3 separate regions of the Mus musculus genome follow, and regions 1 and 3 are each linked to region 2. The links are chromatin loops, found by intact Hi-C in ENCODE. Cell type or tissue: left cerebral cortex. All regions are shown on one strand. Each heading gives the region's core, and the rest is flanking DNA. Links, peaks and the distances in the headings are about the cores only. Region 1 overlaps Akap6 (A kinase (PRKA) anchor protein 6). Region 2 overlaps Akap6 (A kinase (PRKA) anchor protein 6). Region 3 overlaps Npas3 (neuronal PAS domain protein 3).

Evidence for each region. Peaks named below come from ENCODE experiments on the same cell type or tissue, not always from the same donor. Only the 100,000 strongest peaks of a DNase experiment are listed, where the experiment ranks them.
Region 1: a loop joins it to region 2, with 2.6 times the contacts of the local background. A loop is called at or near these places in 5 of 42 quality-filtered maps.
Region 3: a loop joins it to region 2, with 7 times the contacts of the local background. A loop is called at or near these places in 2 of 42 quality-filtered maps.

Annotation. Positions count from the first base shown.
Region 1 is chr12:52,912,952-52,923,868 of GRCm38, reverse strand. All of the region lies in intron 5 of Akap6 (A kinase (PRKA) anchor protein 6), which reads right to left. Among named protein-coding and RNA genes, the nearest start is that of Gm51971, 120 kb to the right of the region's middle. In left cerebral cortex, for the core only: a CTCF peak has its summit at 4,757 (motif pointing left); a DNase peak (open chromatin) is centred at 4,680.
Region 2 is chr12:53,023,757-53,034,673 of GRCm38, reverse strand. Akap6 (A kinase (PRKA) anchor protein 6) reads right to left here. Exons shown (of 14, transcript NM_198111.2): 9 at 8,833-8,953. Among named protein-coding and RNA genes, the nearest start is that of Npas3, 220 kb to the left of the region's middle. In left cerebral cortex, for the core only: no CTCF peak of the experiment used is centred there; DNase peaks (open chromatin) are centred at 5,555 and 7,143.
Region 3 is chr12:53,837,438-53,848,354 of GRCm38, reverse strand. The region is part of intron 5 of Npas3 (neuronal PAS domain protein 3); the gene reads right to left. Gm35614 (a long non-coding RNA gene) reads right to left here. Exons shown (of 2, transcript XR_381599.3): 1 at 6,763-10,917; 2 at 1-2,287. Among named protein-coding and RNA genes, the nearest start is that of Gm35614, 11 kb to the right of the region's middle. In left cerebral cortex, for the core only: no CTCF peak of the experiment used is centred there; DNase peaks (open chromatin) are centred at 5,789, 5,975, 6,272, 6,596 and 2 more places; H3K4me3 peaks cover 471 bases; H3K27ac peaks cover 2,027 bases.

The sequences.
Region 1 (10,917 bases), core at 2,666-7,665, 110 kb after region 2:
AGAACTAACCCTGTTCCTCTTAGTTGCCAGGCGAGAGGGCTTCTCTCCTGACAGGAGGCTCACCCTTTGGGCTAGGCTGCCTGATCCGTGAGCTTTTGGAATGTGTCCCCCAGTGCTGGGTCTACAGCCATGTATAGCCATGACCGGCTTGTTATGTAGGTACTAAATATTTGAACTCAGCTCCTCCTGCTTGCAGATAAAATGGTCTTACCCATAAAGCCATCTCTCTAACCATTCATAAATGTTTAAATTCACACTCTCGGGTTGATAAATGGCCTAGGTTGTCATGTGACAGGAACCCCTTATTGTTAATAATCTCTTCCCTAGAGACAAACACTTCTGTTGCTTTTGTCTCACTTTCTACCAGGGGCTTGCCTACATGGACACCAAACCCCCAAAAATGTTACTGAGACCTAAGGAGGAGAAACCAATGACCCTGTCTTCTTTTCCCTCGAGGGTGTGTCCTCAGATGAGTCATGTAACCCTCCGGGCTTCCGTTCCTTTATCTATAGTCAAGGCATTTGGACTCAATATTTTCCAGTCCTTGAATACTTTGATTTTTATCTTTTTTTTTTCCATCCAGGCAGTTTAGGAAGGGAAACAGGAGAAGTTTTATTTACTTTAAACTAGAGAATTTTCAAAGAGAGAAGAGTCTCAAAGGCTATCCAGCTACTCATCTACCCCAGGGCAGTTCTGTCCCCAGACTGTCCCTTCTAATTTTAGCCATCTCTGAGGAAGTCTCTTTTAACTTTTATCCTGAGCCCACATAGTTCTTCCCAGGAACTCAAGAGCTCTGTGACAAGCACTGTGAACTGCCCTGTTCCTCGGATTCTCCTGTCAAGTCACCTCTCCAGTATCTCGGTTGGAAATCAGAAGTCATACAAGAATGCGACAAGATCCACATGCCAGGTCACTTACCAAGCCCAGACCAGTGTCCCCATCCACGCCTCTGCACACGGACACTGCCCTAGCTCCAAGCCTCGTCGTTTCCCTTCTTAGGCCTCCCTCCACACTGCACATTGGTTGTGTGTTAGTATGCTACAGGCACTTTCATCTCAAACTTACAAATAGGACTATGAGCAGAATGGCCACACTCACCGCTCTCGGAGCCTAGTGAGTACGATTAGTCTAGAATTCCAGCAGAGTGTGCCAAGGAAGCCAGAAGCATCATGTGGGTTACTGCTAGCGGCAGGCAAGGGCTTCAGACCTGGACAGTTAAGGTCAAAGCCCAGCTCCCTTGTCACTCTCTGTTTAAGTCTGGGCAACCCCTGTCTATTTAGTTTTCTCATTTTTGAAAAGAATTTTAGTGCCTATTTCCTAGGTGGTAATAAAGATAAAAATCCCTTGGTACACATAGAACAAAACCTAGTCCACCATAATAGCACAGTTAATTGTTACTACACAAAACAACGTCTTCAGAAGAGCTCAGATGGAGGCCCACCTCTTCTTAAGTCCTTGAATGGCTGGCCAGGCATATGTATCTGGCTCAGCCTTTATCTGGCTGCAGGTGCTATCAGCTCAACTCCAAGGGTTCTCCACGCCCTTGTCTACTTGCTCCTCTAGGACTCTGTTCTTGCCGTGCCTCTGTCTGGCAAGTGCTATTTCAGCAAAGCCGCAACATCCTTTAAAATCCAATTCAGTGTGCTCACTAGCAAGATTTCCCTGATCTTCCACCCTAGACGCTTATAACCACAGCAAGCTTCAAGCCTCCACTTACCGACCCCTGTTCTAAATTATTGAGAGGTCTGTTTCCCACCCTTGAGCTCCTTGAGAAAGGGGCTGAGGTCTCACCCACTTTGGAACAAAAGTGCCTGGCACACATCTAGCCACCATAGAGGGGAGTGCACACCTCACGACTCATCCCGCACACCATCGCCCAACAGCCTGCAGCGCCGGGGGATATCAATGCGATCACTCTGCACTCGAGAGTGGTTGATGAATGTCCCCAAATTTTACTCGGTGAACACCATGTAAATGAGCTGTCATGTTCCTTCGCTTACAAAATTACTTGCCAATTACACTTAGATGACCCAGCATAATTGCCATATAAACTGTACCCTGGCTGGGGTAACCTGAATCATCAATTTAACTTTACCCTCTCATCATATGGTACTTAGCACACAATTAAATAAACGGCCAGTCACTGTACATTTTCCCAACAGAATGAAGTGGCTTTGTCATTGGTTCCTCGGTCACAACAATCTAGAACACACCTTCAACTATCAGAAACTGAAGGAGAGAACTTTGTGCATTTAAGAAATAATTTCCAAGTGTTTTTAAAAAATTAAAACCACGTGTTTGAAAAGTCTTTTTCTTGAAAACAGACAAAAAAATTTTTTTAAAAAGGCAAAAACCTTGTTCCTCCTAAAGAGACGCTGCTCCCAAGATCTCAGTTCATAAAAATGGCTCCAAGCCTTTGAAAGTGAGTCTAGCTCCTCAATCTATAATTTATTTCAAAGACTGTGTGTGTGTGTGTGTGTGTGTGAGAGAGAGAGAGAGAGAGAGAGAGAGAGAGAGAGCAGCTCAGTGAGGTTGACGCTCTTCCCTGATAGACTGGCTAATAACTTATGCAAGATGGAGATAGATGGGTGAGACTCTGAATGCTGACCGTGACTCTGAGTGACGGGATTTTCATTCGCTGCCCGGACGCTGCCTCCACACCTGACACAGGTAATCACATTGACTCCTCAGCTCCTCAGCATGGAGACATCAGGCCAAACGCGTGCTCAAACAGAGGTTCTGTCTGAAGGGACTATTTGACTTCCAGAACATACTGTTTGGAGGCCCTGATTGAAAAGAAGGTCAATGCTAGCCCAAATATCTCTCTACCCCCTGAGGTGGAATAATTGATGTGCGGCAGCCCTTAAGGATGTGGAGTCACCAGGGTGATGGATGGATATACGTATATTATTCACACGTACATCTGCTAATACACAGGTCCCAGTGCAAACACCAGGACTTAAGAATATTATGTGGATTTAGGACAATCCCTGAAGGACTCCGGTTCCATTAAAATCTTGTTTTGGCAGCCTGGGGCAGATCCATTCCAACTCCCACACGCTTTATGCATTCAAAAGGGGGAACCAAACCACTTTAAAAATAAATTTAATAAATTTTTGTAATGTCAAGTTATTAACATCCTGTCTAGTCATACAATGTTCATATTTTTAAGAAGTAATATTAAAGCTGCAGAGATGTTAACCCTTCTAATAGCTGAATTATCATTTTTATTTCCATTGTGGTTTTTTTTAATTGCTTTATCTTGCCAAAGGAGATGAATCACACCCCTACAAACAAAAGGAAACCTTCGGGTTCCCCCTTCTTGTCACAGATTCACTAGCCAAAACACAGAATTTCAACTTCTTTAAGAAGATGTGAGCCATTCCTACCATACACTCTTAAGTACTCAAGGAAGATGTGCAAAAGTCGCCCAAATAGGAGAGTCTTCCTCGCCTACCACTGCTAATGTCACCTTCCCAAAAGTCATCCCATAGGTAAATGTTCTCCTGGTTAATATAAAAATCTGAAGTTTTTACTATATATACCAGATAAACTGATTCAAGTTCCCAAAATTCCATGTGATAAGATGTGAGTCCCTGGTCCTTAATCAATGCCCTCAGCCAGTCCTGTGCATGGCCCACAGAACGCAAGGCCTGTCTGCAAACTTTTCTTCAGTGCTCAGTACACCATAGCTCTGGATGTGCTGTGCTCAATAAGCTCACCACTTCTCTGATCATCTAGTTAAAAGCAGCCATTACTGTCTGAGAAAAAAGTAAGCTATAAGTTAGTAAACTGGGCACTAACGATATTCAAAATCATGAGAATTGTTACATATTATGGCCTAAGAGCCCTTAAACCAAGCAGGAAGGAAGTGCAGTTCTTCCTGACTGGGAAAAGTAACACGAGTCTCCTAGACACACAGAATGAACCATGAGAGCACTGGAATGTGGTTATGACCGTCACATGGCCAAAATGAGCCTCCCTCTCTGCCTATGCCCCCTCCATGTCACAAGCAAAGGCAAAATGCCCGAATGCTGTAGTTCCTGACAGACCCCACCACCACCACCACAGCAAACGACTCAGGCTGGGTGCTGAGTATTTCAGATAAACAGGAGAAATGGTACCATATCCTGCTAAACACTCAGCCACACTTTAAACTGATGGGAGCCAAGGGACAAGCAAATGGAACGTCAGAGCACTCAGAAAGCTGTAGCCTTGCTCCTGAGGCTGAAGGGGGTGGTGGGCAACTGGGCCCAACGCACGCTCTGGGCTTTGAAGTCTGGCTGACTGAGCCCTGTTCCTGAGGAGCACAGCCCCACGGCAGGCAGCTCCTGTTCTTGTGAAGGAAGCTCAACTTGCTTAGGCCATGGCTGTCCGTCATCTCAGCAGAGAAGGGGAAGCAGGAAAGGTGAGCGGCAGGTGAAAAACAAACTCTTGTGATCTCTTAACTTCAAGCAATGAAAAATGGAGCAGAGGTAGACACAGGAGGGCCAGCAAAAGACCAGCAGTCAGAAGTGTTTGGGAACGCTGGTTTTTCTTGGGGTAGAAATAAAGGCGATTGAATCAGAAATGAAGCACAGAGATCTAGATGGTGATGGGAGACGTGTGCGTCTGCATTTTCTGATCATTCTCCTAACCAGACACGTCCGGTCCTCTAGTTAAATCCAATTGTGTTTATGAAGATCCGGGCGAGGGCACAATAAAGATGGGACCTCGAGAACAAGTGGAGTCTGGTGCTCCTCTGCCACCTTGTGGCAGCCAACACAAATTGCAGGCACTAATACTAGGATGAACAAAGAGGGTCAAAAGGCTGTGCTTTTAAAGTCCACCTGTAAATGGGGACTCAGATTTCCCACGCACAAACACGGATCTGCCTCGGTTCTTATTACCTACAGTGAAAGCTGTTCCTAGAGGATGATAGAGGTTTTTTTTATTACATGGGGTCCCTGAGCTGCTGCTGCAGGCTGCCTGGAAAAGGACAAGAAGGTTGTCTGCCAGTGTTAGACTGAATATTCGTGGAGCACGGTTTGAAAAAAGAAAGCAGAAATAAGGAAGAAGCTAAAGTGCCCATCATGACAAGATTTAATTAAATAAGCCGGGGCATGTCCACGTGATCAAACACTAAGGAGCTGTGAGAATGTACCGGAGTTCTTTTGTATACAGATGGAAACAGGTCTGTGGAAGCACTTTACTGACTTATATCCAACACGGACTTGCAAGTGTGCTCGTCTCACATAAAAGGGCTCCACAGAACACAGAGCAGACTGCCTGGGCTGGTTAGTCGGCAGGGTGGAGGTCTGTGCTTTTCGCTTTATGCTGTCTCACGTTGTTTGCTTTTCTCACTGAGTGTAGCGTGATGTTTCTCTTTAACTAGACATTGAGTGAAAGGCAGGGGCTGAATCGCGCTTCCTCAGTCCACACTACACACTGCTACATCTGTGGAGTGATGATGTCCCAGTAGCTTGGTGTGCGCGCGCACACACACACACACACACACACACACACACACCTGGCAGTGCCTGGAGGCCCGGCTCATGCGGAGAAGCATTCATCCATCTACACACCTCCCTGCATCTGAGTCTTTCCCACACTCAGTTGGGTGTAGTTCAGGGTGCCATAGACCAGAACAGGGCAGACAAAAAGATGTTGTCTGACATTTCTGACTGAACATGAGCGAGTCTCAAAAGCAGCTCTTGGTGTGAACCCCTGATTCGCCCTGTAATCTGCTCCTGTCCCCCTCCCCCAACCCACTCCCACTCACCCAGTATTCCATTCCCACTGCTCTGATGTTCTTGGGTTTTTGTTTTGTTTTGTTTTGTTTTGTTTTGTTTTGTTTTGTTAGAGACAGGGTTTCTCTGTGTATCCCTGGCTGTCCTGGAACTCACTCTGTAGACCAGGCTGGCCTCGAACTCAGAAATCCGCCTGCCTCTGCCTCCTGAGTGCTGGGATTAAAGGCGTGTGCCACTACCGCCCGGCTTGCTCTGATGTTCTTAATCTCCGAATCCACCTACAAACTCTTTGATCTTAAACTCGACCCTCTATATCTAAGGTTTTAGCTTTGATTTTCATGCCTGGTTTTGCCAGGTGCAGAGGTCCAGCATGGCTTCCCAAGTCTGCCTAAGTACAGGCACAAATTGTTGAGATGTCCCTGTACGTTTGGAAGAGACTTCTTGATGGTTTCCTTTCGAGATATTTTCCATTCACGGCACAGACAAGGGACTGCTTCCTTTGGTATTTAAGAAATGCATGTAAATCCAGAAGTAGAATAGTAATGACCCAACAGAAGACCAGACACAGATAATGAGCAGACAGACCCAAGGAAAGAAATGCAAACGATGCCCCCAAACATGGAGAAGGTGACAACCCCACCCCAAATGCTGGAAGCACAGTGGTCATCCCTGCTAACCACCGCATGGACAAGGCTAAGCAGTGTGCAACAAGCTTCAACAGCAGACGGCAGTGGGCGTGCTCAGCACGGAGCACACACCGCATCGTCTCCAAAGACAATCTAGTAATAGATGAAAGTTTTGAACGTGTATAGCCTTTTTAGCCAGAAAGTCTGAATGTAAGGACATGCTCATACCAAACAAGATGATTAAGGTCTGAGCATGTGCACAGAAGCATCGTTGGAGATAGAAGACTACACATAACCTAAGGGTCTAGCATAAAGGATTGCTTAAAGAAAATCACAGAGTACCCCAGATGGAAATACTGTTAAAGCCATCCAAAGAGGATAAAGTTGTGTTATAGTTACTGCTTTTGATCTGTTGCTAGTTTAAGCTGGGCACAAAGCACCGCACATATGTGTAGCTGTTTTTAAATACTTGGGATAATCGTGTGATGATATCAAGAAAGAGCAGAGAGCTGGTGTCTGAGAGGACAGGAGGGAGGCCTCTCCTCAGACCTTTATACTGCCACCCACTTCGAGTAGTTTCTGCCATGTCTGCACACAGCCAGGCAAAAATCCATCATTTTTGAAGAATGATAACTGCTTGTCCGTAGTAGAACATCAAATACTCTATTCAAGCCAGTCCTCTACTGTGATCATTCAGCTAAACTATGCCAGCCTGGCCTTACCCCCATGGGACTTGTGACTGACTCCTGTCACTCTTCTGCTTGACACAAAGCCAAAAGTTTCAGTACCCCTGAGAAACATTTGGCGATTTAAATCGTCACTTAGTGTCCCTTACTGTCCAGTAGCGCCCTTCAAGGCTCAAGTGGAGGCTCGACCTCACCTGACAGTCCCCTTCCACTCTTTTCCTCCATGACCCTCACCGTGATGTCCCTACCCCAGCTCTCTCCTCTCATTTGATCCAACAGAGTAATCTATGCCCTTCAAGGCCTTCATCTAATTATCTCTAGGAAAACATTAAACCTTTTCTCTGAACTCCTTCATTTATCTTATATAATTTTCCTGGTCAGGACTATATCGTATACCCTATGGTCATCTCTGTTCAATAGAAAGGCCCAAGAGAAGGCAGGTTCAAGCAGCGTGCTCCACACGGGGGCGGGGTGGGGGGGGTCTCATCCTGTGGATCGAGACCCCTTAGGAGATTTGGGAGGGTCAAAACCCAGAGGTTTACATTACAGTTCATAACAGTAGCAAAGTTGCAATTAGGAAATAGCAATGAAAATTCTTTTCTGGTTTAGGGTCACCACAACATGAACTGCATTAAAAGGAGGCAGTGTTGGGAAGGCTGAGAATCATTGCTCTAGCACCTCAGGATCTGCCTGGTTGCACGGGTGCTTCAGATATATGAACTAAAATCTTGAACCCATAGTCGCCATTGTGTTACACAGCTCTCACATATCAAATTGAAAATTACAAATGTTGCTTCTTAAGACAAGCATGGTGGTATCTGCTATTCTGGTACTCTGAGCTGGTGGCCAGCCTGAGCTACGTAGTGAGTTCCCTGACATCCTGGGCTACATAGTCAGAGAGTTCTTATAACAAACTTAAAACTGCCAGACAACATGAAATTGATCAATCCTTGTGCCATAGAGTATGGGACGCCTACCCAAATTTCCTCTCCAAGTTTTAAGACTGGCCCTACCCTAGGTTTAGTCATTGCTCTTGCCCAACTCTTTGGTCTGGCTGGACTACAGTAGTTCACCCTAGATAGTCTGACTGGCTATAAATGAGTTAAGATCTGGTTTGTTTTCCTGGCTCCGATGTCTATGGAGTGGTGCTCATTTGGTGAATTAGGTATGTCTTCCAAGGACTCTGGAGATGAGAGATCTCCTTCCAGAAGCACATGGACAAACTGTGGATCTAGCCAGGATGGCTTCCTCTGTGGCCTTACTGCTGAACATTTCCTTAAAGGAACGAAATCTAAACACTCTCGATGGCTATTTCCTAAGCACACGGTCTATCCCAGAGCTACGTCCTCTGGCATGCGGTGGCTATTCACAATGTTTGCATGTATTGTGCTTCTTCTCAGGTATACATAATTTGAAAGACTGTGGAGGAAACATTAAACGTTTATCAGGAACTCAAGGCATCAGGCGTGGCCCATGCACATGTGAACAACACAGAAGGAACATCGGTAGATGCGATGTCATTATAGCTAACAAGAAACATGCTGAAGGAGAGAGATCAGGCCTGTGCCCCAGTGGAGAGCATGCTGGCCGGCCTTACCCCTATGAAGTTAGAGACAGAGCAAACTGGATAGTACAGAAACCAAATCAGCAGTTGCTTAGGGCTGCAGTGCAGTCTGGGAAGGGCTGAAGGAAGGAATCTCAAAGTGTCATGAGGAGGTTTGGCGTGATGAATGTGCTCACTATCGTGATGTTGGTGGAGTGTATGTATCTTTCAGATTGTCAAAGCTCGTGAACGTTCATACTCTAAGATACGCGATCTCGCAGGCCAAACACTCCAGTGGAGCTGTTTTTGAAGAGGAAACAGACAACAGTGAAGGAAAGAGAGAAAGAGGAGTCTTCCCCGTAGTACATTCGTACAATGCTACTTCTAACATTGCTTTCAGAAAAGACCAGCACCCGCCATCCACCACCTCCAAATGACATTTCCTGAAAGTGCCAGTTTCCAGAAAGATGGGAATTGTATTTTTGAAGGAGCAGCCAGGTTGCAAGCAGATGATTAATTATCATGGAAAATCGCTGATGTACCATGACAATTTCACACTGTTTCCTACAGCTAAAATAAAATTCCTGACTCTCGCTCAGAGAGACATTGTAAAGCTTTAATTGATTAGTGTTGGTGAAAAACCCTTGGCTGCCATCATGGAAAATAATTGAATTAAGTATGAAGATATAGATGTACAGCTGTTGTTTTGGTATTTGTTTATCTTTACGAGTAAATACTAGAAGAGACCACCTATTCCAATGTATTATATCAGAGAAGACAATCGCTCTCAGGTCCCACATTCCTAAAGACTGAAGACTAAATCTTAGGATCTAGAAAAACATGATTTAGCGAGTGTATCTGACAACCTCCACTACTGTGTGACAACCTCCACTACTGTGTGACACTGTAAAAACCCTCTGCTCCCACATCAGGGAACAATAATGGTTTGTATAGACTAAGCTAAGATATGAATCTCTAAGCTCACTTGAATAGTTTTCATAGAAAGGTAGGCTTTGCCTCCTTTTGAGACTAAAAGAATATTAGTTCAGCACAATGATAATACAATAAGATAAAGGTGACAATCAGGGACAGAGGGTAAGGTGGACAGAGAAGCCTTGTCCTATGGTAACTGGCCTGGTAGAGTCCAGGGACTCCCAGTGATTTCTGTAGCATTCCACAGCAAACCATGCACAGAAGTCTAATGTGGCTATTGCACACTGCTATTCTCAGAAGTTCAATGGGAGACTGACTTAACAGTCGGTGAACCGGCCTGCAAACCATAGTTTCTCGCCATTTGAAAAGCAGAGATAAGCAAACTTTACCTATATCATCTCTATGCTAGCCAGAATAGTCAGAGAGAGAGAGAGAGAGAGAGAGAGAGAGAGAGAGAGAGAGAGAGTTCCCCCCTAAGATGGTAATCCTGTGGCAGAAACAGAGAGAGACATCAGGAAGGACTCTTTGGTGACCCACAGCAGTGGGCAGTGACTCCATGTTTGGAATGAGAGCTGCCTGAGCTTCTTAATAGCCACCAATAAAAAGTTCTGCAATTGCTAAGGCTACATAGAGTAAGGTCATAGACACGGTAGCAATTTAAACTGAATGATAATATAAGACTTTACTTCTGACATTGTATTAGCAACATTCTAAGTTAACATTAGATATATAGAGTTAGTTGCAACTACATAACAATACAAAATGCCCCTTCATAAAAGAAACTTCTAGCTTTGGGCTAGCATGAGGTGAGGCTGGCACAGGGATGTCAAGCAAGATTTCTGTAAGATAGCTGAGACAGGGATATGCAATGGTGACACAGGGACATGCTACGCAGAGAGGAAAGGCCCTTGCCAGGCCATCCAGCCACTCCTCCTGGCTTTCGGTGAGCACCCCACAGCTAGGGCACCTTATGCCCTCGTGCCCTCTGGAACCTCAAAAGCTGGATGTGTGTTTTCCATAAAATATTAAATCAAGAAAATTAAGACAGCACACTTGATGTGAAATAAAGTTCATATAGTCCTGTTTAAACACAGATTAGAATTTCTGTCAGAACAGTGCCAGGGCAACGTTGACATTCTAATTAATATAATTTACATCATAAAGCACTGAATATCTTTATCTTGCTATTATGAAATGCCCTCCAAAAAAAAAAAAGAAGAAGAAGAAGAAGAAGAAAACCCTGAAAAGTGTGTTCTACGGGGAATTGAGTGTTCAGGGCAGTCTTTCCAAACCCAGTACAAGAGAGGCACTTATGGCCACTGGCGTTTCTACGGACCGGACTGTCAACCCAGGCTATGTTTATCTGGAGCCTACCTGCATGCATTAACTGGTTCCTGGGG
Region 2 (10,917 bases), core at 3,051-8,050:
AAATTCATATGCTTCATTTAGTATTGGGACACAAAGAAGTCAGTGCCCTTTCTTGTAAGGACTTTTATAGAAATCGGAAGGAAATTTACAAACACTGGGCACGGAGCCAAAGCTCTCAGATTAACATAGAAGCAGATAATGCATTTCTATTTAATTAAGTAAAAGTTTTCAAAAAGTTAAAGATTAAATTTTGTTTTATTTTGTTTTGTTTTGTTCCTTTTACAATTAAATCAAACTTTTATTAGCAAACTCTCCTGGTTATCCTGATTGCAATTAACGCCACCTCTCTAACGGGTCAGCTCATTTAGGTGCAATCTGGGATCATTTGGATTTAACATGATGGTTATTACTTATTACCCTGAAACCAAGCAGCACAATGAGATATTGATTACTTTTAACCTTTACATCCAAGGATTCGAGAAAGGTCGGAGGAGGGGAGCATTCGACTCTCAGCTGGCAAGCAGCCTTTAGGAGAATTCAAATGATTCCCTTTGGCTAAGTAGACCCAAGATGAGTCCATTCTGAGCTGACAAGAAATAATGGTTCTTTAAAAAGTAACAGTCAGCCTATATTTGGCATTACATTTATATATTACGTTTATATAGTCTATGGCCTCAGAGGTGCTTCACGTGAGAGGCAGACTAAGGCTGTTAACCCTTAGTAAGTCTTTTTCCAGGAAGCATCTCTATTGGAAAGAGATATTCAAGAGGGCGATTAAAGTGTGTGATTTCCTGTAGCAGTTCTCACTGGAATACACTCATCTCCTCAAACTAAAATCTCTTGGTAGGTTCCCAAGGCTGAACACAACCGTTGGCCAGTGATGTTGGACACTGAGGTCTCTTTAGTTTCCTTTTTCCATGGCAGCACTGAGAAATACTTTTCACCCCTGAGCCACTGAAAAGCAGAGGTCTAGGCGGGCCCCAGCAGAACCACAGACAAGAGAAATATAAACTCTATGTGTGAGATTAATTTGCTCGACGCTTGGCAGCATTATTGCCAAGTCGTCAAATTGTTCCAAGTTGTTCCGGAAGGTTGTTATTAATAGTATGTTTTCTGAGGAAAGTTCTGTCTACTTTTGGAACGGCATTTCTGTTGCCAGGGAAACTCCTTTAAGCAGAGTTTTCTAGGAGCACACTGCTGCTTTTGTTTGCCCGTGTCTATTCATATCATCGAGGCGGCACTTTACACGCTCCCGCCTCCAGCCCCGGAATGGCGGAGCTTTAGCCCAGTTAAGTTGCTTTTGCAAACAGAGCTAATGCCTGCTAGGATTTCCTCTTCTTTTTCCCCCACTCCTCTCTCTTCCTCACATGCAATCACTCCCTCTCTCCTGCCTGCTCCTTTTCCCTCTAACGTGCCCAGATCTCACCATTCAAGATTAAAATAAATAATAATAAGATAGTTTTCACAAGTTTTTGATAAATTTACTTTGTTTTGAATAGTAACCCCATAGGTTCTAGCGTTAGAGCATCAGGCCTTCAAGTGTTAATTATCTTTTTCACTATAAAATTAATGTAGTCATTTCCTCCTGACTCCTCCACCCCATTTATTGAAGTGCGGAGGAAAACCTGTCAGAGCCTCCAGCCAGCCCTGCTGTTGTGATTAAACGTGGTCACATGGCCCATCTCTGCCAAAAGGAGGGCCCTGAGAAAAGGTGACAAAGACAGTGATTTCCTGTCAGCAAAGAGTAAGACAGGGCTGTCTAGAAGTGATGCAAATGAGGGAAACTTTCCCCCCACAGCTTGTTTGATCCACTCTAGGCCAGAGCCGGCCAGCCAGAGAGAGAACAGCGCCACAATGCCACAGGGCCAGCCCCAGAGCCAGCGCACCTTCCGGACAGCAGCACCACAGGAGACTCTTGGAGACTCTTGGCAGGGCTTCCCTTCCTCGACCTCTGTACAGAGCCAACTGTTTCCTAGCATCCTAGTCTCTAAAATCTTTCTTCTTTCCCTCCCCTTTAAAAAAAAAAGGTGAATCAAATAGAACTTACAAGCTCCAGCAGGAACTATTTTTCATAGGTTGTTTGGGAACATCCCATCGGCCTTTCCCCTAAACATTCCATGAAGAGTTTTGCCCTCTCTCAAATTAAAAAGAGAAAAATATAAATCTGAGTATCCATATCAAACAGTGATTCATCAATGCCCAAATTAATGTGACAGTTAATCTAAGGGCTTTTTGAACTTTAATAAAAATGAAGCAAGTTCATTTCTAGATAGCAGTGGAGATGGGTGGATTTTATTCAGTTCTGGTCACTTTAAAAATGACCAGATAATGTTATTTGAAATATTATAATGATTTTAAGCATACTTTTCTTTTCTTAATGGAGTTTTAAATGTAACATACAATTAGGCTATCCAATTAATCAACTAAGAATGAGGTAAAAAAAAATTGTCAAGAAGTGTGTGTGTATGTGTGTGTGTGTGTGTGTGTGTGTGTGTGTGGTGTCATTTTCCCTAACTGTTTGAATGATTGCTAATTTGTTTCATTTGGTACAATCAATATTGAAATGTAAAATTTGGTACTGAAATCCAAATATAATGCCCAATTATCAGAATTCAAATTTCAATTCACATTTCTAGTCTATAAACCAACATATAAAAATAATATATATTCAGTAGATATTCTTTAATTCTAAGCCCAATCAACACAGCCTGAACCATGAGGCAGATATACAATCCAGTTGTAGGAACTCGAGTTTAGCCATGAGAGGATCAAGGAACATCTGAAATTATTTACAACAGCTCCATCCAAAGCAAAATGAAAGGAATCTATTCCAGGGGGTTGATATTCGTGAGTTTATAAAATATAGGCATAGCGTGATTAATCTGTTTTCTATGATCAGTTCATAGCAATGACAACATCACTTTGGCATCAGCTGTCGTAAGATAACAAGCCAAGTATGTCCCATTTATCTTCTTTTACTCTGTATTTCTTATTCCTTGGAATATATAATCGTACTTCACACACATTTAAAGTTGCAAAGCTTTTTACACACCTACCCGACTTTTCTACATGGTGTTTTCCTGAGCTCCTCCAAGTGCACCCTTCCCCGTCATTGCTTCTAAGCCTCACTCTCTCCTTGCCAGGTCGTTTTTACTTAGCATTTCAACCATGTTTATTTGTCTAGTACTTTAATTCACCCCTGTTGCCTCTGTTTGCTTGGTTAACTTTCATCAACAGGAGTCTCTTGGCGAGGTCTGTGCTCCAAGTCTCTAACATTTACTTAGCGACTAAGTCATTGAACTGTAAATTAGTTCAGATGTTACAAATACTGTATTTGCCATTTTACTTGTACAAAAGAACTACTTAATAAATATTCGTAGACATGATATATATATATATATATATATATATATATATATATATATCCAATGGCCTTAGCTTCTTCAAAGGCACTATTATGGCTTTTTCATACAAAACGCATACTGTATAAGTGAACATATTTCCTTTTTTGCTTTTGCTACCAGGAAACTCAAACTTCTATTTTTTTAGCTGAGAGGGATGCTACAGGCTATGCAGCTCTTGTCAGCCATACTTACTCTTCTCACAGAACAAGCCGCTGGCCTATGCATATTTTCCCTAGTTCTGGTTTGTATTTTTACTTTAAAACCTTCTTCCCTCATAGCACTCTGTGGAGGTGCTACTGCATCTCATACACACACACACACACACACACACACACACACACACATATATATATATATTTTTTATGTATACATATATATGTTTGTATGTATATATATATATGTTTGTATGTATACATGTATATATACATATATACATATAATATATGTATACATATATACACATAATATATGTATACATATATATGTATAACATATATATGTTTGTATGTATACATATACATGTTTGTATGTATATATACATATATGTTTGTATGTATAAATATATATGTTTGTATGTATACATATATATGTTTGTATGTATACATATATATGTTTGTATGTATATATATAGAAAGTATTTTCATGAAGATTCTTAACAATCCAAAATTCATAAATATAAGAATTAATCAATACATTCAGTAACTATTAGGCAAAACAAATTGTTCATTTTAACAAACAGGACATTAGGATCAGACACTAATGGAGAAAGATACAGAAAACTTGTATTGTTTCCTTAAAATGTACAACTATATGGTAAATATATAAATAATAAACAAAATAATAAAATTTAAAAATTAAATATAAAAAAATCCACTGTAAATTTCCTGGTATGAAAGTCTTGATGGGTAAGTTTTGAGATTGCTTTCAAGCTGGCAGAGTTACTTTTAGCTCCTTGGAAATCCTATGAGCTAATATTGTTGCGGCATAGCTAAGGGACTCTCTCAAGACATACACCTATTCATGTCATCTGAAAGTAACTATTGTTCAGTTATAATAATAATCACCAGACTCCAACCACTGCACCCGAGTGCTGAGACTAGCACTTCCTTTGGTTAATACATCAACACAGGATTATGGTGAGCTCTGTGGTCTGTGCTTTGTAGGCAGTATAAAACTGGTGGAGGTCAGGTGGTCCAGAGAGGGTGCGCCTTTAAAGGACCGTGAAGACAGCGGTGACTGCTGGGAGAGGAGCCGCAGCAGAGTCCAGCTCTCCCATCCATGACAGATTTCCAGATCACTCAGTCTATAAAGTGTGTAGGATGGGAGGAGGTGACAGAGCTTCCTCGAGCCCAAGAATAATGTCACCTTTGATCTGCAGAAATGGAAAAAAAATGGGGCTTTTCCTTTGCAAGTGGGTTTTTAAATATTTCTCCATTAATAGTTAATGCACACACAGACCAGCAGAATGACAGCTCCTCGTATTATGAATTCTGGCTCCGTAACTCTAGTCCAAATAGGAGCTGAACTTTCGAAATCACGGTGGTTACTTTTGACAAATTAAATTGTCCTACTTAGGAGAGTAGAAAGAATGGAGAGAAAGAACCTGAGAGGGAGGGAGCAACTTCTCCTTGGAGGCAATTCTCAGATGGAGGAAGAAAAAACAAGAAGGGTTGATGTTCGTATTTTCTAGGCTGAAGAAGCTGCCAGCGTTTATTAGAAAATAGACACAGAGGGCTCCTATTCAGAGGTAGGGCAAAAAAGAGAAGGGGGCAGGGAAAGCACTGGTGGTACCATCCCAAAATTGGAAAGAAAATGTAATCAAGCAAATAGTTAATTTTTAGTATGAATTGAGTTGTTCTCAAAATGATGCAGTGTAAAATTAATTAGAAAGAGAGGCTCTTAAATGTCTAACAATATGAAAACAGGAAATGGCTTAAACAGAAAATGTGCTTTATATTTCATGGCTGTACCGAGGGAGGTAAACTCCGTCATCTCGTGTCAATGCATGCATTGCCTATCCTAGCCTCTTCTGTCCCTGTGTACGTTCCTTTGTGTTTGGCTGGCTTGAGATAAACAGCATAAAACAAGGAGCATCCCACTGAGGAGGTATGCTGAATGAGTTCTGCCACATTTAGAAGTTGAGGGTAAACGACTTTCTAGAGACCAGAGGATAAAAGCAGATGGGGAAGCAGCAGCTCCCGTGGGAAGTGCTAAGTAAGCTTTGCTTTCTGAGCACTGGAAAGGCTAGGTTCCCTAGGTTGCTGGGGCTCACCTAGGACCATAGCAAAGCATAAATCTGGACCCAGCCATCTATGCCAGCGAAGGAGTTGGGTGGTGGAATACAGAGCTACCCAGGGACAGAAGAACAAAGGCTGAGTGTGTATGTTGAGATACAACGGAGGCAGGATGAAGAGCTGTCCTTGCTCATGCTTGCTTTAGTTGTTACCCTCACTCGACTCGAGAGTTGCTTTAGAAAATTCACCATTATCCTTTTCAATTATGCCACACAGGATGAGCTTTTTTTCCATTTTTCATAGTTGTTTGGGGTTTGAACCCACTTCATATAGGGCATCAAGAATGTTCCCAAATAAAGTTATTCTCCTAGCTGGGATTATAGGCATGCACTAGGCATACACTCTCATGCTTGGCTTGTGTGTGTGTGTGTGTGTGTGTGTGTGTGTGTGTGTGTGTGTGTGTGTGATAAGTGCAAGGCATTTCTCTTGATGTTAATACCCACCTCCCCACCCCCTTTTTTGAGACAGGGTTTCTTTATGTAGCCCTGGGTGTCCTAAGACTTTCTCTGTAGACCAAACTGGTTCTCAAACTCACAGAAAGTCATTTGCCTCTTCCTTCCAAGTACTGGGATTAAAGGTGTGTACCACTACCACCTGGTTAAATGTTAACACTTTCAATAAATGCAAAAGCCGGCAAGATAGCTCAGCAGACAGAGATACTTGGTGCCAAGCTTGAATTCATGAATTTGGTTCCTGGCTTCCCATTGGTAGAAGGTGAGAACTAAACTCTCATAAATTGGTCTTTGACCACCATGTATTCAAAGCGGTATACACACACACACAACTATAAGAGATGTAAAAAGAAATGAAGATAGGTTAAGTATTATAGGTTAGAAATCCTCTGAGGTGGGTTCAGATCTTCTTTTAGCTCAGGCATAAGGATAGCAAGCACTCTCTGCTGGGAGACATAGTTCCCAAAACTCAAAACACCAATGGTGCTTTTAATAAAAAGTTTGATAAAGCATTGATTGGCAGAGGTGCTGGAAGCCGATGATAAAAATGCTCAAGGTGGTCTCGTGGCATGATAAAGTTAAGAAGACCAGGGAGCAACCAAAGAGCTCCGGTCTCCCAAGAGTCTCTTTGAGCAACAGGCTACAGATTCTCCTTTACCAAGTCATCAGTAAAGTGGCTTCCCCAGAAAGCAGATCTGAACACAGGAATCGAGCACTGACAATGTTGACTTGACCCGAAGAGCCCTCGAAATTCTTGAGCAAGACCTCAAACCAATTCTCCTCGTTAAGTTTTTTTCTAATCTAAAAGCCACACTTCTACAGGATTCCTAACTCCATATCCCCAGGATTGCTTTGGAAGTTTCTAGATCTCTGCAGTTCTCTGGGGCTCACATCAAGATCCTTGCAGACCTGTAGCATTTTCCTTTGGTTTCTTGGTTATAGTTTCTTTACGAAACCAAATGCAAAGAGAATATCTATGTTGAACACCTAGAAGCAGAGGCACAGTGAAAGGCTGAGTCACCGATGAAAGCGACACGGTATGGAAAAGGTTTGGAGAAATACTTTAACCCAGACATCCTGAGTGGGTGGAGTAATGACTCAGTGCTCACCAGGATGGGAATTCTCAGGAAAAGCACTTACAAAAAAACCACAAGAAAAAAAGACAACTGCTTTTTTCATTCACTGATTTCCTATTAATTGTGATGTAAATTATATGGCTGTGATTTTGACAAAGAACAGCACTGTTTCAGAAAAAAAAATAATGGCTTATAGGCAAAATACAAAATGTTTCAAGAAGAAATGTTATTTGGCAACGTGACTCCAATAAGTTCTGAGATGATGCTTCAGAAATAAAATATTTTTCTAGCACTGAATTAATACAGGTTTCTAAAGCATCTTTCATATGTAATTTCCGGTCCTGACATAAGATGTGAAATAGCCTGGCTTTAGTTACGTGAGTTGGGAAGTGGTATGTTGGAAAACAATTTGGGTTCTGTGGACAGCTAGCCATACAGGAAACAGAAAAGTCAATGAACGACATCAATGCTATACAGAATTCTTCAGAGAGTAAAATGTCCCCAGTTGCGGAGTCCACAGGGAGCCTATATCTTTTCTTAACTAAGATGATTCTCAAGGGACAATAATTAATGTCAATCAGACTCTGTTAAAGTATATGTCTCTCTCATGAAGGGAGAAAAAAGTTAAAATACTTTGTGAAAGAAGGGTTTACCTAAAATGGTAAAATTGAAGAAGATAACTTTTATTTGACCTTGAGTATACTTCTTATTCTATAAGGATTTTTAAAAAGCTAGAGGGTAGTTGTTTCTTGTCATTATACTGTTGCTGATGCTGTGGTTAGTTATTAATTTTATTTTTTATGATTCACAATCTGCTCTTTGAAATATGCCATATGCTCAAAGCAATTCAAGGATGACAACTGTCAGAATTACTCCAATAAAAATTGCTTAAATGAGGAAGATTTACTGCAGCCTGATATTTCAGTAGAACGTCCCTCTTCCTTCCCCCACAGCCTTTTCAGGGACTCTGAGGCTTACAGCCATTTTTCCTCCCAGTAAAAATCACATGATTGTTTTGTAAGGATTTCTAAAGCTATTTAAGTAGAATTGGTAAAACACTCTAGGTTAAGGGGGATCTGGCAGACATGGAAGCAATATAGATAGTTATCAGATGTATTGTCTGAGATCAATATGAATTCCAAGCGAGAACTCTTAAACAACCTGAAATGCACAGATTTAATGAGAGAGCCTGTTGTATGCATCACTAACATACCTCAAATTGCATGAGCCCTGTGCTTTGGTAACAACAAGTCAAAATGAAGGCAAATCTCTGTCTTCTCTGAGAAGCTCTGAGGAGTGGACCAAATCTACCTGAGTGCTCCAATGGAAACACATCCTGTTAAATGTCACCAGCCCGTCTCTGCTTTGCTTTGTTTCAGTCTTTTTATTAATGCAGTTTCGTTTATTGCTATTGGTCTTGAAGATAAAGCTTTGTCCTTCTTTAGAATTACACCAAACAGGATGTGATAAAGGGAACTTTCTTGGAATTATGATGTCGGTGCGGCCTGTCAGCACACTAGGGAGGGAAATGAGTTTGAGGACAGGGGAGGGAATTCTAATAGACACCATGATACATACAATGAACACAAAGCTATCCTGAGAGAGACACTTGTCAGGCTAATCAGATCTTCCACCGCAAAGTAAAAGCAGGAAGGGTAGCTCTAACCTTGTAAAGATGCTGCTGCTGCTCCTCTGACATCATCAGGTCGTGGCTGTCCATCACAAGGGACTCCATGTCAATCAGCCAATCCCAGAGCTCCTGATATTCTGAATCAAAGTCCAGAAGCCTGAAGATAAGGCACGAAAATGTATTATGCATAAATACAGTGTAGTTGTTAAAAATCTCATATTAGAATAATATATTCTTGAGAACCCAGGGTGTTCCTGGGTGAATACCTGTAAGAGGAGAAGGAAAATCCTCTGTGTGGTTTCACAGAGGACAGAGCAGGAATGCAGGGCTGTGACAGAGCCACTTCCCAGGTTTGGAAAGCACAACATATAATTCCTATGCTCCCTCCTGAGCCACGTCATGGTGATTACCATCTACTGCCCCTTTCCAAACAAAGAAACCGTGACTATGTCCTTGATAGGAAGCATGCCATCCCTTCGCAGACTGAGAAGTGGAGGGCCAGCAATTTGCCAAAGTTTCATAATCCCAGATTAAGGGTAAAGACAGCACTTTCAAAACCCAAAACTGCTTTCTCATTTCAATTTCCTAGATGGGGCACCTCAGTGTTTATTACTAAATTATTTTCCAGATTTTCAACAATGATAACATATGCTAACAAATCCAAAAACATTCTTTTCTCCGGAAAATGACTCAATCATTCATCCGTCCCTCGCCTGTCTACCTGCCTATCTCTGCAAACATACATCCTACATTTATTGTCATGGATGAGTAGCTAGCGTTTCAACTTAACACTCAGAGATAGGCTTGAGTGACTCTGGTAAGCCAGCGAGAACCAGTGGCAGATCCAGTATTAGACAGGTGTTCCCCACAGACATGCAGGAAACAAAGGTAAGGACAGGAAGTCAAAACAATGAATCTTTGAATAGCCAGCGATCATTAAAATTCAAAGGAGTATCACTATGGTTTTCAACAAAATAAATCATTAGAATAAGGAGCTTAAAAGGATTAATGTGATTCTCTATTGAAAGCCTGGTGAATAAGTAAAGCCCAGATTCTTCTAAAACACTGTGATCAGAAAATGAAAGTGCAGGATGGAAACTATGACTTTGTCCTCCCACCTCCAAACCACCCCTAAGAGAAATGCTACAGTTTTGTCAAACTCAGTGAGCACAGATTGTAGATTCCCTGCTAGTGCTCATAGAGTAGTGACCCCAGCTGCGAATGTGGACTAGTCAATGGGGGGATTTCATTACCGCTGTGTTCTTGTCTCTCGGTGTCAGATTGCTTTTCCAGAAAAAATGCATACTATATACTTAATCTTAATAGATATGTCAAACAAGTTTAAGGTGGATCTGGGAGGGGGAAAACTAGATCTGGAGCTGTCTATTTTGTTTCAATTGTTTTAGCATAATTATAAAGATCCTTGATCGTGGAACTATTAGTAAGTGTACACTAGATGCCAGAGACATGGGTACCTAAGGCACACGGGAACTTCAGCAGGTCTATGGTGGTCTGTGACAATGCTTTCAGACTCAGTGGAGATACAAACACAGTTGAAGATTCTAGGAAAATGAAGGTACTAACTCATAGGAAGGAGGATGCAATTCTGTGTTCCTAGCAAGTGCTGTTGATGCTTGGATCGCACAAGGTATTCCCAGTATATTTGTGAAATATGAATTAATATTCCCATTCAACAACAAATCAACCACTGTAGAAAGATAAATCATCAGGATTTCAAAGTTAAGTCTGTGAATAATAAAGAATAACTACTAAGTCTATGGTCACTTAGAAATGCAGTCTAAATTATGGCTAACATTTCCTTCCCCTAACACCTTCCAATATTTTACTAATAAAATCAAGTAAAGGTAAAATATCACCCACAAACTGTGCAGAGTAGGATCCAGAGGAAAATTAAATGCAAGGGGAGGGAGGAGTGAGTGGCCAGCCTGTCATTTCAGTGGGCTTTGAGAACAAGAACCAAAGAAAGACAGGAGGAGTGGATACTCTAATGTATCTTTTCCCCTTCTCTATTGGCCCAAATCCTTGAGAGCGGGCATCTAAGGCAGGCTGAGGGGGAAGCAGAAAGCGCAGAATCCTCAGCTCCATCTCCCACTAGGAACT
Region 3 (10,917 bases), core at 3,728-8,727, 810 kb before region 2:
GGCTGGAGTCCCACAGTCACCTTCAAAGGCATAAACCAGTAACCTAAAGTTTTCCATTAAGCTTTCCTTCTAAAAGGTTCTTACCAGAAGCCTCAAAATAAGGACTGATTCTTTAACACCCGGTAGGGATTGGGGGTGGGAAGGGAAGGCTCCCCGATCTAACTTATAGCTATTGGCCTTTAGAACAAAGGACTCATAAGCCAATTCTCCTTAAAGAGGTCACTGTTTTCTTCAGGTTCTGAATTTTAAGTTGTCACTATTGCTCAGGTTCTGCCCAGTCACTCTTTTAAAATAAGGTTCTCATTGCCTTTATCCTGACAAGAGCTGGGGATCAGGAAGGTAGTGCTGGGCAGGTAGGGAGGGTTCCCCATGCCATGCTAGAGGAGTCCCCAAACTGGGATCACTGTCATCATCCAGGGAGGGCTCCAGGCACGTACTCTGAGGCAACTGCTGTGGGCTGTACCTCACCACTAAGGAGCAGAACGAGGAAGCACACACTTAAGCTTAAACCCCCAGAAAGTGGCACAGCGATATCAGAAGAATGTGATGGTTTTAATATGTAATCTAAGGAGGAACAAGTAATCCTTAGTACAACTGGGCATAAAAGCAACATGCATCAAAGGCCCCTGGGAAGAAAATGAACCCTGTTTCTCATCAGGGAATCAGGGAACTGCTTTGCTATTTCCTCCACATGGCTTGGTACCAACTATGTGGTAGCTTAGACAGGTAGCTTAGACGAAACAAAATGAAGTACCAGTAGCTTGCTTTCTTTCCTCAGTGATGTAGATAAATTGTGTGTGTGTGTGTGTGTGTGTGTGTGTGTGTGTGTGTGTGTGTCTATGTGAAAGTTAGGTGGGTGTTGCTAAAATTGTTCTACTGTGCCTGGCTTTTTGAATTAGTGCTGGGGTTTGAACGAAGATCCTCTCAGCTGATGAGAGCTTTACTGACTGAGCTACGTCCTAGCCCGAGAGTAGTAGTTCTCTTACTGAGAGAAGTAATGCCACTGTGGCTTTGGCCTTGCAAATGATACAGTTTGGGCCCCACAGACACATTCTTTTTAAAAGAAAGATTCATATTTGACATGTCCTTCCCTCAAACCCCTTCCGGTCTATTCTCACACCTCTTTCAAAGAGCAGGACTTGGAGGATTATAATCCAAGGCTAATTACTTTTTCCTGTTGTAGTTCCTCAAGTGCCTGCTTTCTGCTCTTTATTTGTATAAACATGACACAGTAATGTCTGTGACTTCAAATGAAACACACTCAGGATCCAGCAAGAATGCCTCGCAGGTGGCAGGGCAAGCTGAGCCCTGGGTGTCAGTCCAGATGTAGATCAGAAGAGAACGCGTGAACAGCATTCTCTTCTCATCCGGCTCAAACAAGAGAGGTGAGTCAGTGCCAGCAGGTGAAGTGGGGGGCCTCCCGCCCACAGGCAGGGGAGATCTCAATGTTGTGTTTTATTTGTTGAGATCTCTTCTTTACTTAATGTAGAGAGCCGGGTTATTTCACACTGCCACCACGCCGTAGCTTCTTAAATGATTCAGGGAAGTATAGCTTTCATTTAGGTTTGTGCCCTCCAGTCTGTTTATACTGGTCGATACACTTGTCTGAAAAATATAATGGATTAGCACATCATTCAACAAGCTAGTCAGAAGGCAAGCTTAAGGCGACAGACACCAGAAAGTAAATTACAGTCAGGAGTAGGCGCAGGCCATGCCTAGAGCTGGGAAACAGCGTATCAGCACAAAACCTGTATTCTCTGGGAATGGTGGTGGAACCAAAAGGGACGCAGAATTTACACTCGAATATAATAAAACAATCAGCCCCACAAATTCATACGGTACCATAAACTGTGTGCTTTATGACACTGAATGCAGAGCAAAGCTGGCACGAACACTAGCCCACACATTACAGCCTCGGCTGGAAACAGACACACATTTGTTTCCTTTAATAGGCCCACTTTTGCAAGCAGGCATAGATCACGGCTTACTTTACACATTCCATTTAAATATTTGTAGAACGGTAGGTAGTTGGCCACAGGTCTCTACTACGGAGTGCAAAGAACAGGGAGGGCTATGGGGGTGGGGCGTTTATTCTTTATGAGCTTCCTCTTTCTTCTTCTCCATCTTCTCTCCTTGTTCCGTTTCTTCTTCTCCAAGCCCCAGAAGCCAGGATTGAGATACATTTCCAAAGTTTAATGTAATCTATTTTGACACGAGCCAAATCGTCACCGAGGCAGGTGGAGTGCGGTGAGAATTATTAAACAGCCTTCCCTCTGATCACTGCCGGCTAAAAGGTAAGATTTGGAAATGAATCTTTAAACCCTGGAGGTGTTTTTGAAACTTTACAATAATATACACTCTAAATGATGACACAAGCAGCCTCCTTCACTGAGCGCTTCCTGCAGGGCTGTGCTGCCCATGCTTTCTGAGACAGACGCTGTATCACCGCCACAATAGATCGCTGTAGCAAGCAACACTGAGGGGCAGCTGGGGAGCCTACAAATCCAGAGGGACCTGGTAAAATGACTTATCCCACGGACTCGGACTGTGAGGTCAGAGAAGCTCCAAGTTACAAATATTAAAAATGCTCCCTTTCGGTGAAGATGGTTCAGAATAGAATGGGGTGGGAACTGACGAATGCAGTCCGAGGTTCTGATTAGCTTGGTAGTCTTGCTCAACAGTAAGTAACGGGAAGGACCTGGGCAGCAGATGCATGGTGTGGCTAAAGAGTGACACTCAGCGACAGGACAGCAGGCAATGCAGTGGGGGTTGTCTATAGCAGAACCCACCATTACCTACCACGTTTCCCATACCACATCTTTATAAGGCTTGGCAGAGAAGAGACGGCACCACCCTGCCCTCCGTCCACGGTTGGCCTGTTCTGCTCTGACCTTTCCATGTGTTTGCCATCATGGTTGCAACCCTGCATGATGAGACCGCAGTTGGCTAGTCTTAGCACACAGGTGAGAACTGGGGTGGATCCCTTTCTGGCTCACCTCCTTTCTCCATGCCTGTCCATGAGACCCATCCTTCAGCTTGATTGCAGCAGACATGTGAGAGGAGAGCTTGCCTTACTTAAGTGGTTCCTTTCCACTGTCATCCTTCTCCTTTCAAAACCATGGCCCTTCTCTCAAACCTTTAGTGACTCCCCCTAGCCCTGTTCCGGCCTTACAACCTAGTGTGGAAGTTGCTTCAATTTCAACATGTCATCTGTCTGCTTTTTCTCTTCCTAGACAATTCTCAAGCCTTTCCTTGCTCCCTTACTCCTTTCTTTACCATCAAATGACTTGGAAGTGTACCAAGATGTCCTGAATACACGCGTTCCTCTTGCCCTTTAACCCATGGCATCAGGGGTCAGCCTTCCCCAGTGATCCAGAATACTGGCCATCTTCTCCCTAGAGGGTGGAATGGCTTTTTCCTATTCTAGTTTAGATAACCAGTTGCATCCTTTCTGTGGGTCTTTGGTTTGGTTTTCCCAGTGACAGCTTCTCATGATTCTTGGGGAAGATACTGTATAAATATGTTCTGACCACCTAATCATCTGTCTATACAGCCTTCTCTCCCTCTTGCCTATGAGTAAATGGATATCTCTCAGGCCTACCTTTTTAGCAGCCCCACAACTCCTTTAAAAATATTTCTAAGATCTATTCATGTTTCTGTGCCTACAGAGGCCACAACAGGGTATCAGATCTCCTGGAACTGGAATTACAGGCATAGATGAACTCTGGTCTTCTGCAAGAGGAAGAAGTGCTCTTCCTAACTGAGCCATTTCTCCAGCCCCAAATCTCCCTCATTCTTAAACTGCAAGTTCCTTTTCTGAAGCTCTAACTGCTGTGGCAGTGGGTGGGTCCCACTTAAAGGCCAACCACTTTCCCACCTGGAACTGTGAACTCAAACCTCTCCCTCCAGTTTCCAAAGCCCTTTCAATAGATGTCCCACAGGCTTCCTGAGGGTCACACGCTGTAAGCCAAACTAAGCTGTAAAACACTTTCTTCCTGTAGTTCTATCTGCTACCCAGATGTTAGCCTCATCTGAAAAAGGCTTTTTAAATCCCCCCCACTCCACCAGGGATTTCCAGGGACATGTCCCGTTTTAACCATTTTCTAGTTTTCAGTCTTAAATGGAAGATACTCTCTACCATCTATTTTGCTTTTTTGACCAAATCTATTTTTCCTAAGGCATGAATTTAATACTGTACATTTCTTACAGAAACATTTTACAGCTCCCACGGTCCCACAGAACAACGCCTGCCTTCCTAGTTTGCTGACTTCCTTTGCGATTTGTCTCTCTCACCACAAGAAATAATTGTGCAAATGTGTTTCACCTTTGTCTGGCAAAGGCACCACCTCCCTCCTTTCCACGTGGGAAATGGCCATAAAGGCCCGACCTGAAATGTCAGCCCTCTGCTAATCCTTTACAAATTCCTCCAGGCAGAGCTAGCCACCTGCATTCACCATCTCTATGATTCTCTGGCAACATGCAACATTCAGCACTCAATGAAACATTTGAGGCCATGTGAAGGCCATTGTCTCTTGGCTGCCATGCCCGCAGCATCTTAGAGCTGGTGTCCTTGACAACAGGGAAGATGCCATAGCTACCAATGGGTTTAGAGCTGTTTCTGGCACATGGAAGAACCACAGACCTTATTATTGATTACCTAGCCCCACTACTGAAACTTGGCATATTTAAAAAAAATCTGAATTTTCAGATATATTTATGGAACTTCCCTAAGCTTTCACGTGTATTGGCATAGAAACACTCTCTGTTTCGTGATTCTAAGCTGGAGGCTTAATTGCTCCAAGTCTTGGGTTCTTTTAACCCATAAAACTTGAATGAATCAAAATGGTAAGCTAATTACTTAACAACTCTCCAGGAGCAACTGGTAACCATGGCTAACAGTGTGATCAGCGCCAGTGCTGGTTCTCTTACTTTCTGGATGAAAGGTATTTAATCTCAGTGCCTCAGTTTTCATATCTATAAAATGGGGATAGCAATTTCACCCAACGCTAGCTAGCATTATAACCTCCCTGACTGAACATACTTTGGTGAAACATACCCATTCTGCACATTGATCGTGAAGTCCCACCCATGGACAGAAGGCCACAGAGTGAAAGGAAGCTATCCCCAAGAAGCTGCAAGGAGGTACAAGTCAAGAGGCACAGAGCACCGCCTCAGACCTGTTTAGACTTTTATGTGTTCTTAATGTATCTCCCATTTTCCACATCCTCACGCACCCCATGGAAGGTTTGGGAAATGTAATAAATATGAATTGACTACATTTACATGCCTGGAGTCAGTAAAATCAGTATGCAGTCTCAAAATGGAATAACCCTTGTTAAAAAAGAACGTCAGTCTGTCCTTTGCAGTAGCTGGGAACGAAAGGGTAACGGCGAGGAATCTGTAAGAACTCCAGTTATTGACATCACTGACCTATAAACATATCCCCTTCAGCGTGATATACAGCACTTCAGTACCCTTGTTTTTGTATAATTGCCATTACCAAAAGCCTTTCAATTTCGAGTGCTCAAACGAGAGCAATTCATATTTCAGATAATCTGCCAACGAGGAAAACTAATTTCAAAATATTTGATCATAAAAGTTGTCCTCGCTTCTACAGAGATAATTTAGTCAAATAATATCAGATAATCTGAAAGCAGTCTTAGCAGGAAATTGCCGGGGACCCTGTCTAAGAGCCTCCATTTGCACTTATATAAATGTACGGAAAGTGTAGGCGACTTTGACAGCCTGCCATATGTGATCTCACTGCACAGCCTACCTACTTCGCCATCCAAAGCTATATCCTTTGAAGCATTGCCAGAATTACTTTAGCCCAGTAGATATGCGAGTTGTGCCCTTTAGAAGCCGTATCATTTCCTTTCTACTCTGACTACTTCAGTGTAGCATCTGCTCAGCTAAATTCCTTTGAAGGTTAAAAATAAGATAGCCTTCTCCCAGCCTCCCTCTCCTGACGCTGCCCCAGCACCTCATGGGGGCGGGGAAGGGAACGATGCGTACCCACTGCTAAGTGAACTGCAAGAGAACAGATTGCAAAGCAGAAGTGCTGGAAACCTCAAAAACGACAGTGTGGGCTGCTCAAGGTTAGGGCCCTGCTAGGAGAACAGATAAGACCCAGTCAGGTCTCCTCGATCCCGGTCCAGGCTCATTTTCTTGCTTCCCCACCGACTTCATGTCTAACACATACAAAAGAACCCAGCCAGAAAGCGACAATAGGAAATGTCACCCACAGAGTGTCTTAATTTTATAAACAGAAAATGAGTGCTTGGATCTCATCTCCAGGAAACATTTGCGTTTTAGAAATAGTCAGACTTGGCACCCTGTCTTCTCGGGACTGCTGACAGTTGTAGTCAGTTATTACAGTGTTGTGACTTGGAAGCTGATGCCCCCAAACAGTTCAAAATTAGTAACATCATGATTCGGGATTGTCTGCCTGCTAATCTTGGCTTCTTTTATAATTATTTTAAAAAGCACTATCTGATTTCCTGAGCACCGCCCCAGGTGTTCTCCGGGATAATGAATGGATAAACATATCACCCAGTGTCACAGAGAAGTTGTGACATTTTCGGGATTATCTTCAGTTCGACTCCTGTAATTTCAATGAACACTATACCCAAGGCTGCGAGCCCATGCTTCTACTACAGAGCTGAGTGGATCTTAGCAACCGGCCCGACTTCCTTGGAACTGAAAAGGCTTTGGAAAGCAGAGGAACAGCCTGGCCCTCTCTTGGTCCTTGCATACTCTTACCTGCAACTAAGGAGATGGAAAGATGGTGGCTTTGGGGCCTCTTCTCACTTCCATTTTTCTTGAACTTACATCATCTGGGCTCTGCAACATGTGGACTTTGATAAGTGGCAAAGGCCATTTTCATAGCACTTGGCAACCAAGCCTGAGGAAGTGCCGATGCTCACAGGGAGGGGTGAGCCCTATCAACAGAACACCTACTTTTCTACCATCATCCCTGCCCTGGTGCCTCTGAACACCTCATCCCTGTGCCTCTCTGGTGTGCCGTCACACACTGTTGAGATTTGGGGGTTAAAGGTTCTCTGAACAGTCCAAAGTAAGAAGAAAGCAACACAGCAACTACAGAAACGTCTCTGTAGCACTAACAGGAATGTTTGTGGAGCCATTTGGAATTTCATCAGCGTTAACATTCTTAAGTCAAACCTCACGCTTCCTCTGAAAGAATCACCTTGGGGCTAGAATTTTCTAGAAGTGTTCCTCTGTATCTGCCCTATGTTGGACCAAGCCCATCATGTGAATATGGGTTTGTTTTTTTGTTTGTTTGTTTGTTTTAGCTCCTAATAAACACCAAGTTAATAATTAGAAAGGTTGATTTGCTAGACTCAGGTATTACAGCAGGAACAAACAACTTGGAAATCAAGATGGCAGAATAATGAAAATCTGAGACTGGTGCCACCATCTCCAACATCTCTGTCCCTTCAAGCCTTAGCCCTTCCCAACTGGTAGCCAGTGACCATTGCCTGAGTTGCAATAGAAAGAAATCATCTGTTTTTTCAGAATAATGCTGCTACTATCAAGAAAGCCAAAGTGGGTAGGGATTCTTAATAGAAAGTTTATTTCTGCCCAAACTTAGACAAAAACAAACAAACAAAGAAACCACTAAACAAACAAACAAACAGCTCAACAAAACAATATCAACAACATCAAAACTGTAAATATAATCAGTGGTTTTTGTTTACCCAAACGCTGTTCTTGTCCACAAACTCTCGAGATTTATCAAAGCCTACCCTAGGCTCACTGGTGTGCTGTGTTAAGTGTGGCAAGGCCTTCAGCATCCCTGAGAAACGTCCACTCTCAAACCACCTTGTTCCTTCCCAGAGAAAACCTTCTTTGCATACATTCTCCTGCTCTCAAAAAGTTTCTGTGGTTATCGAAAGCAATAGATTTAATCTGCCAGCACATTAAAAATTAACAGCCTAGGAGGAAGGTTACGTCTTGTTATTGAATGTGGTGAATTTGTAGTTCCAGGAGCCAGAAAGGAGAGAGAGAGAGAGAGAGAGAGAGAGAGAGAGAGAGAGAGAGAGAAAGAGAGAGACAGACCAAAGGAAAATCAGCTTTGCTGTTTAGTGAATCAGAAATTATTTATATCTGTAGACAAAAAGCAGAATAGGTGCAAAACCCAAACCAGAACATAGCCAATAGTATCCACTCATTAACATATGTGCATGTGAATACACATATACATCAAAATAGCTAAAATAATTGAATGGACTGATATCATTCTTTTTAAAAGTGGTGGTTTGCAGAAAATGAGATTTTCCAAATGAAGGTGCAAGAATAAGAAAAGCAGAAAGCCATGGGATACCTGGTGTCTAAAACCAACATTAATTCTCAGGTTATCAGTCTAGTTCTAGAATGTATGTAAAAAATCCAAAGTCAATTTCTTACTATTTTTTTCAACTGAAATTGCAACAATGTTACTTCTGTCCATGATGTCTCATGTTGGCCCTAAACCCTAAGACAGATTGAACGTGTGTATCTAGAGATGAAATTTGGATTTTGTGTGAATTTAGCGATTTTTTGACCTTCTTCTCAGCAGGTCAAGTTATTTCCTATTCTTGATCTAAGCAGCTTGCACTCGCTCCTGCTCTCCCAGGGCCCAGGCTAACTGAGGAAGGATGCTGGCTGAGGTACAGGGTACTATTTTGCATATATTGTCTACATAAGCACCACATTATGGACAGAAATTATCTTTACTTTCCAACTTTGCATAATAAAACAAGCCATAAAATTAATACCATATAGAAAATAGTGCTTGCCAGGCAAAGAAATGTACATTGCTTTCTAGAAATCCAGGGACATTGCACTTTCTATGCCTGCATGAATAATACATGGCTTAATTCAGAAAAACACCGTTTCATTATTTAAAAATGAATAAATTACAGACTTAGAAGGATAGCTAAATTTCCTGAATCTTACTTTTGTTCCGTGTTCTAATTCAAAAATGAACTGGAAAATAGCATTTCGTCCAGCACACAAATAAAGCAAGTATGTTTCTTAGGCAGCATTTCTGACTTCACATTTCTTTCTCTACCGAATGAAGGATGCTGGGCCTCATTTCTTCTCTTGCTCACTTTAATGTTAGAATTAAGACATCGAAGATCTTCAGTTTGTACACTTGACAGTGGTGAGCCTCTCCTGAGCTGTCCTGGGAGCCCGTGATTCAGTCTAACAAGAAAGGTCCCCTTTGCCCAGAGGTCCTGTGGTTTAGCCTTCTGCTTGGGAATAAATAAAAATAGCAATGATTCTCATATAGGATGCCACAGTAAATTTCTTCTACTGACACTGGCCTCCTTTAAAGATCTGTTAAAAATCCAGTCCCATTTGGGGACTGGGGAAGGTATTGAGAAGAGAGAGAAATGCACTAGTAATAAGGAATTAATTTGGAATTAAAATAAGTAAAGCATACCCACGCAGTCCATGTAGGCTGAGCACCAAGTGACAGGCAGCAGATTAGTCTACCGATTTCTAATGCTGGAAATTCGGATGGCATTTACTAGCATAACCTTTCAACTCTGAGCACATCAATAGAGGCCGACAGTGGCTTGAAATATGATTCCTTGCAGATAGCATGTCCTCATTCATCTGACTGGGCTGCTTGCTCTGTGCTCCACCGCACAAACAGCGTCTCCCCCACTTCTGAGAGGACACTAATAAAAAAGGCATCAATTTCCAGCTCTAGTACTACTGTGATCTCTTTATATGTTCGACATCCAACATTAAATTAAAATGCTGTTATAAATCCTACTTTCTGAATCTGGAATGAGTGTTGGGTTTTTGTCGCATGAGACTGCAGCAAATCTTGTCAGATGCAAGGAAGCACGTCTTGTTCACTCAGAATTAATGTTGTGGATGAAAGAAGGAGGTAAAAGGGGTTGAGGATGGTGAACTGAGGGTGTCAGAGGCAGTGGGAGAGTGGAGCTTTTGGGGGGGGGGGTGCTGAGCCAGGCAGGGAATTTGCTGCTTTCAAGAAATGGCTAATCAGGAATTGTAATTATCAAGGACAAGCTGTGTGGTAGGAAGATCGCTGGTAAACACACATTCTCATGTGTCCATGTATGGCAACAGAAGAATTGAAGGGAAGAGAATTGTTCTTTTTAGGAAGGAAAATGCTTTTGGATATGAAGGGGTACTGCAGAAACCTCATCACTTACTAAAATCTCCACCCACAGACGGACCCTGGGAGTCAAAGGCAAAGGCTCTTGGGGACATGCTACCTAGGCAGTATGGTCAATGCTACCTACTTTTAAAGTTATGAGCCCAGCACCCTCAAGGACTGAATAACTGTCAATTAAGACAGGTTCATGTTTCTGAGACCCAGTTACAGGACAAGAGAGGGAATAAAAATCCCTGAGAGTAAGGGGTTAGCTTCTTCCATTTGGCTTAGATGGTGTGTGTTCCCTGATGTTAGGGAGTCTTTTGACAGCGCCTGCTAAGGAAGACCCTTGCTATGATCATCTAATAACTAGGGGTGCTATGAGTCCATCAAGGAGTCTGCAAAGATACATAGCCCTGGATGGCCGCAGGCTCTGCCAGCTGTTCAGAATTACGGAGGAAATAACGAGGCGCGCTTGCCTATTTGGGAGGGTGGGGTGGAAGGGAGAGGGGAGAACTAGCAGTTCAATATCTGGATTGAACAGAGGAACTTTCCCCCCCAAGGATCCTGCCGGGAGGAACCTTGACATACACAAAGTCAGAACGTAGACAAAGTTGCCCTGGTGAGAACGATAAGGTCACCCGTGGGATTGGCGAGATTATCTCTGTCAAGCACTCGGACAGCATGCAGTCAAATGATGCATCATGCAGTCATTTTCGGGGGGGAAAAATCAATTTCTTCGCCAGGTCGCTCTTTGCTTTTCAAAGTGCCCTTGTAGGCCG